2 separate regions of the Homo sapiens genome follow, and region 2 is linked to region 1. A link is a contact called in ENCODE Hi-C or POLR2A ChIA-PET data. All regions are on one chromosome and are shown on one strand. Each heading gives the region's core, a stretch centred on a gene start or an enhancer-like site at or near the end of the contact. The rest is flanking DNA. Distances are from core to core; before and after follow the strand shown.

Region 1 (6,039 bases), core at 1,365-3,864:
TCTCACTTTGTTACTTAGGCTGGAGTGCAGTGGCACGATCTCGGCTCACTGCAAGCTCCGCCTCCTGGGTTCACGCCATTCTCCTGCCTCAGCCTCCTGAGTAGCTGGGACTACAGGTGCGCGCCACCACGCCCAGCTAATTTTTTTGTGTGTTTAGTAAAGACGAGGTTTCACCATGTTGGCCAGGATGGTCTCCATCTCCTGACCTCGTGATCCACCCACCTTGGCCTCCCAAAGTGCTGGGATTACAGGCGTGAGCCACCGTGCCTGGCCTATTTGCAGCTTTTAAAATCTGCTTTGGACTGGCAAGCCAAACAATTCTCCCCTGAGTGAACAATTCTTCCTTCTAGAGAAAATGAATTTTAGCAGAGATAGCATTAACAATGGAGGGAGGTTACTTTATCTACTTCCAGATTTAGGGCTGTCTAACTGGTTCAGGTTAGAAGTCAGACCTATGGGAAAGTAGAAAAATACAGGGCGACATACACCAACGTTACCTGTAGGTGATATAATGTTTCCTCCATACGGGCCCCCCTGGCATTTCCCTGAAATGATGGACATCGGGGACTCCACATCGAGGTGCGTGCATCATCTCCAGGGTAGATGTGTCCAGTTGCCCGGTCACTTTCAGACCCAAGAAGTGCTGCATTTCTTGGATTTTTTCCTTCATTAAGTTTCCACTATATTTCATTTTTGTCACTGGAAGTTTGTTTATCTCAAGGCCATAAAATTTTTCTAAGTATCTCTGGAAAAAAAAATACATTCAGCAATGTGTAAGTACACACAGAAAATTTCTGTTGGGAGCTCCACATATATGACTCAATTGCACACTGATGCTTTTGGACCAGGAATTTTGCACATCTTACTCACAGGTTAGATTATTGTTTTTTGGACAATTAATTATAATCAGGAAAAAAAACCTTAATTTTTTGTGCTATCAAAGACATGTCAGCCAGGAGCAGTAGCTCAGGCCTGTAATCCCAGCATTTCGGGAGGCTGAGGCAGGAGGATTTCTTGAGCCCAGGAGTTCAAGACTAGCCTGGACAACATGGCGAAACCTCCTCTGTACAAAAAACACAAAAATTATCCCAGAGCGTTGGTGCATGCCTGTAGTCCCAGCTACTCAGGAGGCTGAGGTGAGAGGATCACTTGAGCTTGGGAGGTAGAAGCTGCAGTGAGCCGTGATTGTACCACTGCACTCCAGCCTGGATGACAGACACAGACCCTGTCTCAAAAAAAAGAAAAACAAAAACAAACAAAAAAACAAAGACATGTCATAAACTATTAGCTAGATTTATTCCCGGAATCCCAGTGGAAGTATCTTTTTTAAAACGTCATTTATTCATTTTTAAGACAGAGGAGTTTCTCTTGGTCACCCAGGCTGGCCACAGTGGTGCATACCGGTAATCCCAGCACTTTGAGAGGCCAGGGTGGAAGGATTGCTTGAGCCCCAGAGTTTGAGACCAGCCTGGGCAACAGGGTGAAACCCTGTCTCTACTAAAAATACAAAAATTAGCCAGGAGTGGTGGCACATGCCTGTAGTCCCAGCTACTTGGGAAGATGAGTCAGTAGGATCACCTGAACCCAGGAGACGGAGGTTGCAGTGAGCTAAGATGGTGCCACTGCACTGTAGCCTGGGTGTCAGAGTAAAACCCTGTCTCAAAAAAAAAAAAAAAAAGAAAAAGAAAAGAAAACAAAAGGATACATGAATTATTAATGTTATTAATATAAGTTGGGACACAAATTTCTTGCTTAAAAACTCAAAGCTAAACAAAATGGATAACTATGATAAATTCAATGTTAAAATCATCTTAGAAAATAGGGAGACCAAACTCTTTTAATTAAGGAAAAGAATTTAAGAATTGAAAAAAATCCATAAAGAATGCTATAAAGATGGGGCCTGGCATGGTGGCTCCCGCCTGTAATCCTATCACTTTGGGAGGCTGAGGCGGGGGATTGCTTGAGCCCAGAAGTTACAGACGAGCCTGGGCAACATAGTGGAACCCCATCTCCATAAAAAAGAAAAAGAAAAGCTGTAAAGATATAACTGAGATGACTGAGGGTAAAGGGAATATGCTTAAATTATCATGGCAGCCTGAAGTGGTTATATTAATCCTGCCATTGTTCAGATCTCAGATTATTAACTGGCATTTAATGATTAGTGTAAAATACCATAACAGAAGTGAACTCCAATTATATTGAATGGAAATTTCTTGGCCAAAGGTTTTTAGAAGAAGAAACAAGTTCACTTGCCAATTTCATAACAGTCCTTCAAAACCAATACCTCTTTTTTATATTCCTCTTTGACAAAGTAAAACTTAATACTGAAAGCAGACAGCCTCCTAGACCAATTTTCAGCTGATACGTAAAAGCAAACAAACAAACAAACAAACAAACAAACTGGTTAATGCAATTAAATCTTAAAGACAAACATCAAGCTCGATAAATACTGTAGTGTCCATACTTACTTCACCAAATAGCACATTATTTTTTTCCAGGCTTGTAGAGCTGTTCAGGGGAAGAGCTCCAGAAGCAGTGGCCTGCAGGAGCAGTATTAGAAGAAACTTCATTGTAAACTTCTAAACGGATCAATTCAGTTTACTGTGTTCCTTTCTAGCCTAAGTTCCTGAACTGTTCCTCTTTATATAGCCCTTAGTCCGGGTTCTGTGAATATGAATCCTATGAGTGACTCATAGTTGATATCATCCCTTGATCTATCTCAAAAACATGCAAACAAAAGCATGACTTTATTCAGACGACAATGGATCAATTAGCATCTAGTCCATCACTCAAGCAATTCAGAGTATGTACCTTCAAAATGATAAATAAGCCTCTACGTCCACCTATCCTACAAAATAAGCCCTTGTAAAAGAAATATCAAGCAACTAAAAGAGAAGGAGAACTTAAAATATATTTTCTTAAAGCCTGATATTCTTGATTTTCATTATAATACTTTCCTTATATTCATTATAGATAAAAAAAAGTTTTTAAAGTAAATGTTGAAAGATTAAATAAAATCCTTTTCCTGGAGTAAATGAGTGCTTTCTAAACGGAATCCAGCTCCCTAGAGAAATGTGATACAGAGATTTTACATGTAGCAAAAAAAAATTTGTAACATCGACTTCATTGTTTATTCCACGTGTTGTACCGGCTCAGATCCTGATTCTATAACTTAACATCTTCAGACATCTAAGCTGAAGCTCAGTCCCAACTGGGTACCTGGATAGATTCCAGAGACAAACTTTCCCTACATCCTAGATTGTCTAGCGTTGGTAGGATGTGGGTTAACTCTTTTCAACTTTAGCAGATGGGAAAAGTTTGCCTCTGGAATCTATCTGCCTATCACCTCAGCTTCTTTCCCTCTTGACCTAATTGTCCCATTGCACAGAATCTGTCTCTTACTCAATAGAGAATATTTAAGCACTAAAAACTTTTACAAGTCAGGGAATAAAATTCCAAAGGTAGAATTGCAAGCAGTGGTGCTGCGGTGTGAGGATAGATTCTACTCAACACCCCTTCAAATCACACCATAAGTTCGCTGCCTCCTGATTGTATGGGGACGGTCTGGATGGTGCGGTAGGGTGCACGTAAGAGTGTGTTAAGATTTAGCCATTGCTCTTACCCACCTCAGTGGCCTGGGAAACAGTCTGCTGGCTGCTTGAGTGAGGCTTAAAGAAAAGGAGAAAAATATAGAAAAAAATAATTTTCCAATTTAAAAATTATCTTGCCTCACTCTTGCAGAGAACTATGCAGATTCTTGCTGATCTGTTCTCCTCTCTCTAGCCATTGATTTGTTTTCTCTGTGTCTATCTAACCTACAAATACAGCTGGTTATTCTGCTGTGAGAATGTCACTTTTTAATGACACAAAGTTTAACAGACTTGCCTTCTGTGATCTAAATAGTATCTCTAAATCCAGATCACTTGGCTTTATAAATGTTTTCCAGAAAATTGTTATCAATCCTCTGGTGAGATGCCACATCAGACCAGGTGACACTGGTGTCATGGGTCACTTACTGATCTTGTGGTGTAGATTACAGGCTACTCCATTAAGATGTCCTTTCTCAATGGGGGCGATATCACCCCCAACTGGGTGAAAAATTGGTCATCAAAGGCAAAAATATATATTTTTGTGTATAAAAGACAGATATGCATACAGCACATGAGCAGATATACAATTTATGTCTGCTATTAAATTTGTATGGGGGGAAATCTTTAAAGTGTCTACAAAGCCTCTTTATCAGGAATAGTAATAAATGTTGAGAAACCCTGATCTATGTATTATAAAGGAAACAGAACTAAAATTTATGGAGAGGCTTTAACAGCTGCCAGCAGTTTCATGCACCATCTTATTTAATCCTCACAGTAGTCATTTATGGATGAGGAAACTGAACTTAACTTATCCAAAGCCACACAACTAGTAGGTGGCATAGCTGAGGTTTGAGGCCAAGTCTGTTTCCAAAGCCTTTCTGCTTCCATTAAACCAGGCTGCAAAGTCAAAGTCAGTTCAAAGATGCTTGAGTCATTCTCTCTGTCCCCAGATATTTACCTTGTTGTTGGAGAGTAAGAACAGGAAAATAATCAAATCACTAACAGCACATATGTATATGTCATCACATTGTCTCTACCTTATGATGTACACGTAGGACTAGATAATTTTTCTATGTGAACACAACTGCCTAAGATGGCTCCAAACATTATGCTCCTCAGAGGTGCTCTGGGCCAATTCCTGGGGAGCCCTAGCAGCTGAAGTCACCTTAGCAGCGGGGCACTGCTCAGGCCATGGCAGGGGAGGAGATGGCAGAAGTTTATCCTCCAGAGAACAGACCTTGAACTGCTACCACCCTTGGGAACCCAGATCCACCTACAATATTGCTAGGACTGTCTGCTTATTCCTGGCACCTGCAAGAGCAAAGGGGATAGCATGGCTTTAACTAAAAAGCAGGAAAGTATGTATCACAGTATTATTTTTGTAGTGTTTGCAGTAATAAGATACTCATAGAACTTGGAAGGGTGGCTTACAACTGTAGTCCCAGCTACTCAGGAGGCTGAGGTGGGAGGATCTCTTGGGCCTGGAGTTCGAGGCCAGCCTGGGCAACACAGCAAGACCCTGTCTTTAAAAAAAAAGATATTCATAAGAAGACCCAAATTTGAAAAAACATCAAAATGACAAAATGAAATGTGTTATAGCAACAAGTCAGGACAGGGTCAGGAGATCTCCCAGATGTCTCCTTAAGCAATTCACTTCCCTTTTCTGAATTTCCATTTCTTCATCCATAAAAGGAAAGGTGAACTAGCTGAAGTTTTCTTCCTCCATGGACAGACTCTTGGCGTGTGAAAGAGATTTCTTTGTATATCTTGGAAGAATTCTTCCCTTCTTGTCCTTGCTGATGACGTACTTAGATTTGCCTCTGGATTCCTGGGGATGATACCACAAATGACTTCAGGTGATTGTATCAGGGATATACCCTGGAATGTCCTGGTGTCTGGCTAAAGAAGGAAAAACATAATAGATGCTTTTGGAAGGTTGGTGCTACAAAATCTGCCTTATGATAAGGAAACTGCTCTCAGCACTTTCTCACGAGCAACTCTGAAGTCAGCTACTTTCTACACTTTCGTAAACGTGCTCTTCTTCACACAGAGCATTGACAATGATCCCTTGATTCTTGCTTTCCTCAGTGTGGCCCCTGGAAGCCATGTCTTTGCTGGGACCCCCAGCTTCCAGTCTGGGCCTATGTCAGAATCATCTCATAGCTCCTTTCTACCACAGGAGAGAGATCTGGGCAGATAGTTGATCTCCCTTCTCATTCCCTTTACCAACCTCTTTTAGAGGCTTACCTAAGAGTGCAGTAAAGGAAGATAGCAATCATTGACCCCTCAGTGTGTCAGGCCGTAGACTAAATACTTTTCCCTATTATTTAATGGAATTATTGTAACAACTCTTTTCCAGTAGCTACCATTATTATTCCAGTTTTACGAATGAAGAAATTAAGTGAGAAAGAGCTTGAAGTGATTGCCCAAGGTCATAAAATGTCAGAGC
Region 2 (6,039 bases), core at 1,324-3,823, 37 kb after region 1:
CCTGAGGTCATAGGTGGATCTTTCTCACAGAGCAAAGAGCAGGAGGACAGGGGATTGATCTCCCAAGGGAGGTCCCCCAATCTGAGTCATGGCACCAAATTTCACGCACGTTTGTGTGAAGAGACCACCAAACAGGCTTTGTGTGAGCAATAAAGCTTTTAATCACCTGGGTGCAGGTGGGCTGAGTCTGAAAAGAGAGTCAGTGAAAGGAGATAGAGGTGGGGCCGTTTTATAGGATTTGGGTAGGTAAAGGAAAATTACAGTCAAAGGGGTTGTTCTCTGGCGGGTAGGAGTGGGGGTCACAAGGTGCTCAGTAGGGGAGTTTTTGAGCCAGGATGAGCCAGGAGAAGGAATTTCACAAGAGAATGTCATCAGTTAAGGCAGGAACAGATGATTTTCACTTCTTTTGTGGTGGAATGTCATCAGTTAAGGCAGGAACCGGCCATCTGGTTGTGTACGTGCAGGTCACAGGGGATATGATGGCTTAGCTTGGGCTTAGAGGCCTGACATTTTGTTTTTGAGCACAGGTTAAAATATTTTAAGGGAATCATAATGATCCCACTGCAATGTGTTACCCATAGTTATGACAATAATATCCGGAAGCTTACAGAGGTTCAGTTTGTTACACAAAAGAGAATCTTATGTTATGCATTTATGCATAGACCTGGGTATTGGGATTGGTATAAAATAGTGGTTCTCATAATGTGGTCCCCAGACCAGCAACACCAGTGTCCCCTGGAAATTTGTTAGAAATTTTAATTCTCCAGTGGCCCTAGGCCTAAGGCTTCAGAATCTCTGGTGATGGGACTCAACAATCTATATTTTCTGATATGGATTAAAGCTTGAGAGCCGTTGCTTTAAAATAGTCCTTCCACAGTGTGGCGATTCCTCAAGGATCTAGAACTAGAAATACCCTTTGACCCAGCCATCCCATTACTGGTTATATGCCCAAAGGATTATAAATCATGCTGCTTTAAAGACACATGCACACGTATGTTTATTGCATCACTATTCACAATAGCAAAGACTTGGAACCAACCCAAATGTCCAACAATGATAGACTGGATTAAGAAAATGTGGCACATGTACACCATGGAATACTATGCAGCCATAAAAAGGATGAGTTCATGTCCTTTGTAGGGACACAGATGAAGCTGGAAACCATCATTCTTAGCAAACTATCACAAGGACAGAAAACCAAACACCGCATGTTCTCACTCATAGGTGGGAATTGAACAATGAGAACACTTGGACACAGGAAGGGGAACATCACACACCGAGGCCTATTATGGGGTGGCGGGAGCGGGGAGGGATAGCATTAGGAGATATACCTAATGTAAATGACGAGTTAATGGGTGCAGCACACCAACATGGCACATGTATACATATGTAACAAACCTGCACGTTGTGCACATGTACCCTAGAACTTAAAGTACAATAAAAAAAAATGGTCCTTCCATTTTCCTATCACCTTTCTGTCTGGAATGGAATGTGCTTCAGAAGGGATAGCCTCAGACCCCTTCCATTTCTTAGGGTCTTTTTTCCATCCCTTCCTGCCTGCATCAATTCCTGCTCAGCCCTAACTCTACTGGAAATGAAGTGTCAGGTCTCTCCAGCATTAGCTTCCTATTCAGATGGAGGGTCTACAAGATCAAGAAAACTTTCTGTTGCTAATTTTGACTTCATCTCAAGGCAAAACTAATGTAATATTTTGCTATAAAACAAACAAATAAAAATATGCTTTTCCTAAAAGGGGAAGAATGAAAAAGAAGGAAATTGGTTCTGTCACAAAAGTTTATGGTTCAATAAAGCTAAATCATCTGCCTGCTTTTATTGTATAGAAGTGAGTGTCAGTCTCCAGGTCTTGTTGAAGAGCAGCAGAAATGCATTCTGAAGCTTTGTTGATTTATGCAAATTTTGAGTTGCGTTAAGTGAGGATAATTAGAGTAGGAGTAAAACTGTAAGTAATTCTCATAGTGTGGCCCCCTACCAGAAGCTTCTGGTAGGCATGCTTCAAAAAAAGAGAGAAGAGAAGGACTCCTAAGCTGATCTCATCACCACACTCTTTAGGAGCTACTTAAATTTTACCAAGTAATTTTCAGTCACACATGCATCACTCTAAAACAATGAGCAAAGTTTTAGTTCAAAAAGAAAACTTTTAGATTCATAGGGAAGGGGGAGCTTCAACACTATCTGTAATATTGTCTTTCTGTGATAAGTATATTAAATATTTGCCAAAGAAATAAATTATTATAGAAATATTAAATATTATAAATTACTATATATAAAGGAGACAGCCAAGTATAAAGGGGCCACCAGAGCATCTCCAACCAGCCTGCGCACTGGGAGAACGGGGTGGAGCCACGGAAGTTTACGCCATTTGTAGTCGGAAGGAGCCTGGCCCCTCCTGTTCCTGTGCGGAAACCTGGGATTCAATTGGTGAGGTGGAGAGCCTGTTAGCAGGGCTTCATCGCATTTTGCTGTGTTGTTTTTCCCTTTCAGCCAATACATTCTGTTCCTCTTCACCCTTTAAAGTGTCTGCAAGCCTAATCTTTGTCAGGCCTCTGAGCCCGAGTTAAGCCATCATATCCCCTGTGACCTGCACGAACACATCCAAATGGCCTGAAGCAATTGAAAAACCACAAAAGAAGTGAAAACAGCCAGTTCCTGCCTTAACTGATGACATTCCACCATAGAGATTTGTTGCTGCCCCACCCTAATGATCAATTGTCCTTGTGACATTCCTTCTCCTGGACAATGAATCTCAGGAGCTCCCCACTGAGCACCTTGTGACCCCTGCCCCTGCCCACAAGAGAACAATCCCCTTTAACTGTAATTTTCCACTACCTACCCAAATCCTGTAAAGCTGCCCCACACCTGTCTCCCTTTGCTGACTCCTTTTTCGGACTCAGTCCGCCCGTACCCAGGTGATTAAAAAGCTTTATTGCTCACACAAAGCCTGTTTGGCAGTCTCTTCACACGGACACGCATAACAATCTTTCTTGGTCGTGTGACAAGAACCCAGTTTTTCCTACAACATAAATATATTTAATAATATACTGTACATACATATATAATAAGTTATTGTTAATAGAAATAAAACAACAGCTTGAAGCAAATATAACAAACACTGTCAACGTCTGGGCCTGCAGGATATCAACTGTTGCTTTTCTTTCATGACAGTGGATGGTGGATGAGGCATGGAGGAGAAAGATATCCTATGATTCATCAGTAATAGTGGTTGTAAGGAGAGCTAAGGTGAGGAGCCCAAGAGAACAGAGCCAGAAGCTAAAGCCTCCTGGAAACTAGAACTGGAGAAACAAGAGGAAATCAGACCAGAAGCCCGCTAGGGTCAGGCTTGTGAACAGGAAAGCAAGTGGAATGAGATAGGAATAGATGAGATGAGGTGGCTCCACTCTAATATAGTTCTTGTACCAAGTGAAGAACTTTGAGAAAATTAAACACAGTGGGTATAAATATGTGAATAAGGAACATGACATTTATTGAAGGCATAGTTTATGTTGGTCATTTGCTAGGTTCTATCAACTGCTAAAAGTGGAAATGAGTAATGTAATTATATTTGAGAGTAAAAGTGAAATGCTGTAAAGAAACAGTTTTGTTGGCATTTCAAGTCTCCTCAAAATTGATTGGAATGAACACAGATTGCTAGTAATCAGCCAATTAAGAAAATGTGTAGGAAAGAATTGATGAGAAATTATTATTTGAATAACAACACTTAGACAAGGGAAGTGTGTCATTTGTTAAGCTCTCATTAAGCCAAGCACTTTTCATGTGACATAAGCATTATTATTATCCCCTTTTGCAAACAGAGGTAATGAGCCTCAGACTACCCAAGGCCACACAGCTTCTAACTGGCAAAGTCAAGATTCAAAAACAGGAGCTAACTCTGAAGCCTAATTTTCTTAACCACTTTGACAGTGAATTGTCAAAGGACATTCTATTCATTTATATATTTTTTAAAATTACTGAACGTTATTATGTACCAGACATTTTTCAGGCACTGAGAATGCAGTGATGAATGTAGAATGAAATTTACTTTTTATTTAGAAATGATGAACCCTGTATGATATCTTCTCCATGGTATTGAAAATTTTAGAATTTGGTTAAAATCATACTTGAGAATAGAAAGAAAAAAAATTTAAACCAGAGGTAAGCACAGACCATACATTCGAAAATTTTGGCCTATTTTAGTGGCTCACGCCTGTAATCTCAACACTTTGGGAAGCCGAGGTGAACAGATTGCTTGAGTCCAGGAGTACAAGACCAGCCTGGCTAATATGGCGAAGATCCTATCTCTACCAAAAAAATATAAAGAAAAGAAAATTTTATCGATACAAAGCCGTATTCTAAATGGAACTTAATGATACATAAATTGCTGGGTATCAAGGGAGAATATCCAGGAGAGTTTAGGTTATATCGTTGTTTGGATTTTTTTAAACTTTTTGTTACATTAATTTTTTTATTAGTTTATTTTAAGTCATATTCATTGAAGTATAATTTACATACATAATTATGTATAATTTTCATACAGTAAAATATGTATAATTTTCATACAGTAAAATTTATACTTTGCTGAGTGTTGGCAAATTAAGATGCAAACCACAAAATATAAACCATCTAAGGGGTTATGTCAGCAAGATAGCAGAATAGGAAGGGCCAGACTCTACTTCCCTGCGGGGAGACACTGAATCAACAAGAATACATAAATCAATTCCCTTTATAAGAAAACCAGAAACAAGTTAGGAGGTTCCTGCACTTCAAGGGAAGGCAAAACCAGCCTCACTAAAGCCAGTAGAAAAACTCATGGCACTCACTCACCATAGTCCTTTCTCCCATTTCAGTGTGAATTATCAAAAGAAAACTTCTAGCTACTGTCTTCTGCTTGCGGAGGGAAAGAGAAGGCTAGACAGTACATCCAACATTCAGACTCTTTAGGGGGCTGGTCAAGGGACTGGTTTCTGTCTTGCCTGAATCTAAGTGCAGACAGGAAAGAGTGTCAGGTTGAAGGCTGCTAAGAACAAAGGTGAAGATTTGCAGCACTCACTTGATGTACTTGCTCCTCCTGGCTCATTGTAAAATAAGTAGGAGAAAACCACCAACTCCTGGCTTTTCCCTGGGGAGGAAAATTACTGGAGCATGTGTTCAATGTTCTAGTTTTTCAGGGAGCTGCCAAGGGATTGGTTTCTGTCTCACCTGTCTCAGAGCACTGACAGGACCTGACAATATAGAGATGTAGGGACCACTGACAACAAAAGAATTGGGCAGCTTGATACTGCTTAGGAGGACCTGTGGTATAGCAGATAGAGGCCAACACAGCTCCATAGCCTCCTCGTTGGGGTAGAAAGAGAAGAATTCCATGTATGTCCATGTTCCAACTATTCTGGGAGCTGCCCAAGACACTGGTTTCTGTATCCCTAGTCTCACAGCACTGACAGGACCTGGAATATGCTAGAAGCCTGGAGGTTGCTAAAGCCAAAACAGAATGGGGCAGCTTGAAGCAGCTCCAGAAAATCTTCAGTGTTGCAGACAGACACCAGAGGGAGCAAGAGATCGTGAGCTCCTCCAAAAATAAACTGGCAAATCCCTCTAATTCAGAATTTATGTGCTCAAAGACAGAGATAATGCACCCACAGAAAAAGTTTGAGAGACCCCCAGAATCTCTAGCTGGGATAATTGGTGAGGGTATTTTCCTGTTCAAAGTCAGCCCATAAAGACTGGGAGAGGTGGCTGTTTTTTCAAATGTGTAGATCCCAACACAGTTACAAGGCATACAAAGAAACAGAAAGCCTGGCCCAATCAAAGGAACAAAATAAACCTCCAAAAAATGATCCTAAAGAAACAGAGGTATATGAGTTGCCTGAAAAAAGTCAAGATGTTATAAAGATGCTTAAAGAGCTCAAGAAAGTGATACATGAACAAAATGAGAATGTCAACAAAGAGAAAATATAAAAAAGATCCAAACAAAAATTCTGGAGCTGCAGAATACAATGTGAAGTTACAGTGGAAAGATCTTCCTCT

The links. A loop is a pair of places that touch in the nucleus more often than their neighbours do. ChIA-PET counts read pairs that join two places held with the same protein, here RNA polymerase II (POLR2A). Pooled maps may share reads with other maps.
Region 2: POLR2A ChIA-PET joins it to region 1 with 17 read pairs in A673. The contact joins the enhancer-like site here to the promoter of MMP12 in region 1. A Hi-C loop is called at or near these places in 2 of 50 pooled maps. POLR2A ChIA-PET finds 5 or more read pairs at or near these places in 2 of 52 experiments (A673 and Panc1).

The regions. Positions count from the first base shown.
Region 1 is chr11:102,872,368-102,878,406 of GRCh38, forward strand. MMP12 (matrix metallopeptidase 12) reads right to left here and starts at 2,615. Exons shown (of 10, transcript NM_002426.6): 1 at 2,469-2,615; 2 at 498-745. The coding sequence starts at 2,570.
Region 2 is chr11:102,909,400-102,915,438 of GRCh38, forward strand. No RefSeq gene overlaps it. Among named protein-coding and RNA genes, the nearest start is that of MMP12, 37 kb to the left of the region's middle. Within about 2 kb of position 2,574, at least 3 of the 41 ENCODE cell types and tissues checked have a DNase peak (open chromatin) inside an H3K27ac peak, as active enhancers do.